Linked DNA regions of Homo sapiens: region 2 is linked to region 1. The links are chromatin loops, found by intact Hi-C in ENCODE. Cell type or tissue: heart right ventricle. All regions are shown on one strand. Region 1 has its middle 120 kb from the start of TJP1. Region 2 holds the start of LOC105370743 (a long non-coding RNA gene).

Region 1 (2,500 bases):
GGCGTGAGCCACTGTGCCTGGCTGTGTTTTTAATAAATAGCAAAAGAAGCCAAAACTATAACTTGTAAAGTAGTCATTAGGTTTTCCCTAATTGCACACTTAGGGAAAGAAGGATTAGCTAAATTCATGGATTTGACTGAATGCATGTTTTAAAAAAGACCTTCTCCATCATCTTTTATGTCAAAAGAGGATGCCCACCCGCTCTCTCTCTTACACATATAAAATCCCTTGTGGCGATCTTCTAGTGTTACTTGGTGAGCTGGTGGTCTTGGTTTCACCAGTGTCTTATCACAGCTTGCAGTTATTTTATTTATTCTTTCATCTGTCTCCAGGAGAAAGTGCGCTCCATCAGAGCACAGGCCAGGGTAGTTTGTTCCTTCTTGTATCCTTGGTATGTGTGCAGCATATTGTTTTGTCCATAATGGGTGCTAAAGATTGTTGATTAACCAAAATACAGAGAGTATTCACTTAAAAAAAAGGAAGAAAAGAAAAATGACTTGGGAGTTGGTTCTTATAGGTGCTTATGAACAAGTCCCCTCCCTTGCAGGTCCCCCCGGGCCTGCCCTTGCCAGCCCCAGTTCACTGAGCATACAGCCTGTGTTGCTAACCTGGGTGTCAGTGAACTGCACGGGACATCAGAGTGTGCTGTGGCCCACTGCCAGCCCTCTGCGGAGGTACGCACCGCTGTGTGGTAAAGGAGTCTTCCAGAATTATCACCGTTATTAATCTTCCAAACGGAGAGGAGTCAGAGAGACTTGAGGCTCTTTTGCAGAAAAAGGAATCCAGCTATTTTTATAACTTTGGGAGTTCCAGAGGCCAGTCTGAATGCAGTTTGCCAATTGACAACTAATTGGTAGGAGATTTTTGCCCTTAATGGATACTTTCTTGATTAAACTGTGAATGTTCAGATATTTCTAAAGGAGTCTTCTAGACAACCTTGCAAGAACTCTTGTTTTAAAAAATGGTTGTAAGTACAAAGGCTGCAAAGACTCCATTCTTGTGAGTGGTACCGGCCTTCATCTCCACCTAGTGGGCTTTCTGGATCGGTTTTGCAGCTCAGTATTTTGTCTCCATTCCAGTTGACCTGTGCCATCATCTCTCATCTCTTCAGAGTTTCTTTTCATTAGCAACTGCTAGTTCGGGAGCTTATTGACTCTGACTTTAGGCAGAATTTTATTCATCAGAACTGAGAAGAAAATATAGGCCTTTTAGAAATTTGGGTCTTAATGAAAAGAATAGAGAAAATGTTATTTCAAAGAAGAGAATATTATGCGTTCAGTATTCTGGTTTAACAAATATTTTGTGAAGTCTCTCATGAAAGCAGTTCCTGGATTTTGCTTGACCCTCTCTGTCTAGGGCTGAGACGCAGCTCTGGTGGGCGGGCATGGAGACCGCAGCCACCTCTCCTCCCCATTTCTCCAGTCGCTTCCCTCCTCACGGCCTCTTCATGCAGACCAGTGCACCAGCCTCACACCCAGAGCAGTTTAAGCCTAACTTTAGGTTCATCTGAGACTCCCCTGTCCCATCACATGCAAACACATACACGCATGCACGCCATTGTCATCATCTTGTCTGCCTTTAAAATGGTCACAATCTAGTGGAGCCGGCAAAAATGTAAACAAACACGTGATACGTGTACAATGGTGGAGGCGGTGCAGAGTGCCTTGGGGGATAACGAAGTGCTCAAAGCTACTTTGTACATAAAGAATCACAAACAAGGTGGCTGGGAAACTGGATCTGGAAGGACTCATATGACTTTGTTGGGCAAAAAGTGGGGAGGTGTTGAGGGGGCAGAGGGGGGACCGGAGATGGAGCTCACACCAGCTGGTTGAAGGAAACTGCTGGTGGTTCCCAACCCTAGAGGTCTGTAGAGATGCCCCATGAGGGTGGCCTCAAGCCTCCTTCCCCCCTTCAGCCAGAGTAGCTCTGCTTTTATCTGTTCTACTGGAGGGTGAGGAGCACAGACCATTTTATTTGGGAAAAAGGATTTTACTGCTAGGATGGTTTTGTGAACAGAGAGAGGACTAAGGCAGGGCCAGGGAACCTCACCAGTGCATAGGCAGTCAGAAGGCGAGGGGCCAGCAAAGGAAACTCCTGGGTAGAGGCTGAAGAAGCGAACAGGGGAGTTTCTGGAAGGGAGGAGTGGTCCACGGAGATGTGTGTGGCCTCAAGCAGGTGGGGAAGGCAAAGGCAGCGTGGGCCTGCCTGCGGTCGTAGGAGGTCATTTGCAGAGGTGGAAGTAGAGTTCATCTTTTATTTTTGCTAACCTTGAAAGGAGGGATAATGTAATTTTTTTTTAATACATTCACAGAACAGAGAGACATCAGTGCTTCAAAATCTCCAGAGCTGATGGCATGTATTTTTGACAGTTTTCATGTATTTCTGACAGTTACAGCTCTCTTCCTCCCCCATCTGTGAAAGTGGCACAGTGCAGTGGACTCATCTCTGGGTGCTGTGGTTATGGTGGTCATCGGGGCAGGGGCGAGGGTGGGGGTCACTT
Region 2 (2,500 bases), 250 kb after region 1:
TGGACCACCGGGCTCACGCCCTCCCTTCCCCCTCCCCTCATCCACGCATGCTCCAGCACAGTCACTCCTCTCTCCCCAGTGTCCCCATCGTAGACCTGCAGAGACCACGATGATGGCGTCTACTTCATGGAGCAGCCGCGTGGCATGGATGCTCTGTCACAGGTCAAGTGTTTAGAACAGACCTACTCTCGGGAGGTGCTGTTAACCATCTGTCATCCCTGTGTCAGTGGCTTTGTTATCTCAGGAACCAATTCCCAGCAGAGTCACTAAAAATGCTATCTGCAGAATCAGAGTCATGCCAGCCTGGCCTGTCCCCGAGCCGGTGCTGGGCCCTGGCGTGAGTGAGGCCCTTCGGAGTCACATGGCGTTGAAGCACAGCAAACCCAAGCCAGAGGCCCCGTCCCAACAAACAGGCAGCCAGGCCCGGAGAGTGTCTGTAGCTGCCTCTTGGAAGAAGTGAGGCCACAAGCTTCAGCGATTTTCTTCAAAAGGAAGTTTGAGGCCAGGAGCTGAGAGCAGCAGAGCCAGGCACATGTCAATGATCAAAGCCAGGAACGTGGCATGCAGGTTGATGCAGCCGAGTGGCCATTGCTTTGAAAAGTTAGACCAAGCCACCTCCTCTGCAGGAGCAGCCCCCGCGTGGCTTCAGCTCCTCTTTTCCACGTGTGCGCCTGCTTCAGGCCAACTTCTCGGTCCTCTTGGTTGGAATTTGGAGGAGCAATGCAACTCCATTTAGTGTGAGGCCAGGAGCGGTCAATGGGGTCCCGCGGCCAGGCTCAGCCTCACCAAAGGCAGGTGATTGCTATGGCAGGGTGGGGCTCTTTCACGTGCTTCAATAAATTCTCCAACAGTTGCCAGCCAGTAGCGACACCGCGTGGCAGGGCGTGCCTTCCTCCCAAGGCACACCTACCTGCCAGGCTGCGAGGGGACAGGACTCACCCATAGGTGCAGCGTGGCTCCCTCCCAACAGGGAAGCCCCAGCCCATGCTCGCAGATACCCAAGGGCCTCGGGCACTGCGTGGCAGCGCGCCCCTTCCTCCCAGGAAGTCCCAGCCGGACATCTCTCCTCGCCTCTGGCCCTTAGTGGGGCCAGGTGACCCATGCCACCCCCTCACTGTGCCCCATTCCCAGGGCTGGCCCTGAGAAAGCCTCCCACGCTGTCCTCCCTGCTTTTCTTTCCCCAACAACAGCCCCACCTGACAGCAGGAAAGGAAGAGACAGGAAGTGTTGGGTTTGGCTCTGGTGCGAGCACACTGACCCCACACTTGAGCTCCCGCCCCCAACACTGCTCTGGGGTACTGCTAAGCACACTGGCCTGGCCCATGCCTCCTTCCAAGGAGTGTTAGCCAACCAAGAAAAACGCCCCCGCCTGCAGACCACACCAGCAGGTTCTGCTCGGGCAACATGAACCCTGGGCTGGGGTTTGCTCAGGGCTGGCTGTCAGTTTCTGGTGACCTTTGGGCACATAGAAACTCTCACCTGGGGAAAGCAGCAGATCCGTGCCAGTGGCTCACCCTGCCATGAGCCACACCTGCCTGCCAGGCTGCCAGGAGACAAAACTCACCCACAGGTGCAGGGTGGCTCCCTCCCGACAAGGAAGCCCCAGCCCACACTGGCAGCTGCCCAAGGGCCTGGGGCGCTCGTGTGCACAGGCCACTAAAGTCACCCAATGCCAGCCAGCCTTGGTGAAAATTACCATTTGCTCAACTGAGATACTGGGTCCATGACTCCAAGGGGAGCTCGTTCTGGTTGCTCTGGGTATAGAGACTCTGAACTGTCCTGCCACGTAAAGAGAACAGTCTCGTTTCTCACACTCTGCGAAAAGACAGGTACGTGGCCCGCTCGCTGCCTTCTCCAGCCTTTGCACAAAGAACTTACAGCTTTTGAGTACAACCCACAGCTTACAGGGTCTTAGAAGCAAAATTCGTGTTTGGAGCAATTGTCAGACTGCAGCTTGGCAACACACTTCCTATGTGCCTTTGCTACTATTTGAACAACTGCTATCAGCTGGAAGGGTTATTCCCTCCTGCCGTTAGGGCATTGCTTTCCCTGGATCTAGAACAAGACTGACCAGATGTGTCTGGAGTTGATTGCTGCCATTGGGTTCTTCGTTTCGCTGACCAAAAATGAAGCCGTGGACCTTCCCGGTGAGTATTACAGCTCTTAAAGGTGGCACAGACCCAAACAGGGACCAGTAGAAAGATTTATTGTGAAGAGCAAAAAAATAAGCTTCCAAAGTATAGAAAAGAACCCTACAGGTTGCTGCTGCTGGCTGGCTAAGTGCTGAAGACCGGGCCAGCTTTTATTCCCTTATTTGTCCCCTCCCATGTTCTGTTTCTGTCCTATCAGAGTGCCCTTTTTTCAATCCTCCCTGCGATTGGCTACTTTTGGGATCCTGCTGATTGGTGCATTTTACAGAGCACTGATTGCTGCATTTTACAGAGTGCTGATTGGTGCATTTTACAGAGCACTGATTGGTGCATTTTGTAATCCTCTTGCT

What was found. A loop is a pair of places that touch in the nucleus more often than their neighbours do. Peaks named below come from ENCODE experiments on the same cell type or tissue, not always from the same donor. Only the 100,000 strongest peaks of a DNase experiment are listed, where the experiment ranks them.
Region 2: it touches region 1 in a loop (4-fold over the local background); 8 of 110 quality-filtered maps call a loop at or near these places.

What each region holds. Positions count from the first base shown.
Region 1 is chr15:29,940,871-29,943,370 of GRCh38, reverse strand. It overlaps a transcript of TJP1 not described here. Among named protein-coding and RNA genes, the nearest start is that of TJP1, 120 kb to the right of the region's middle. In heart right ventricle, a CTCF peak has its summit at 1,026 (motif pointing left); no DNase peak of the experiment used is centred here.
Region 2 is chr15:29,686,548-29,689,047 of GRCh38, reverse strand. LOC105370743 (a long non-coding RNA gene) reads left to right here and starts at 1,559. Exons shown (of 4, transcript XR_932031.3): 1 at 1,559-2,147. In heart right ventricle, no CTCF peak of the experiment used is centred here; no DNase peak of the experiment used is centred here.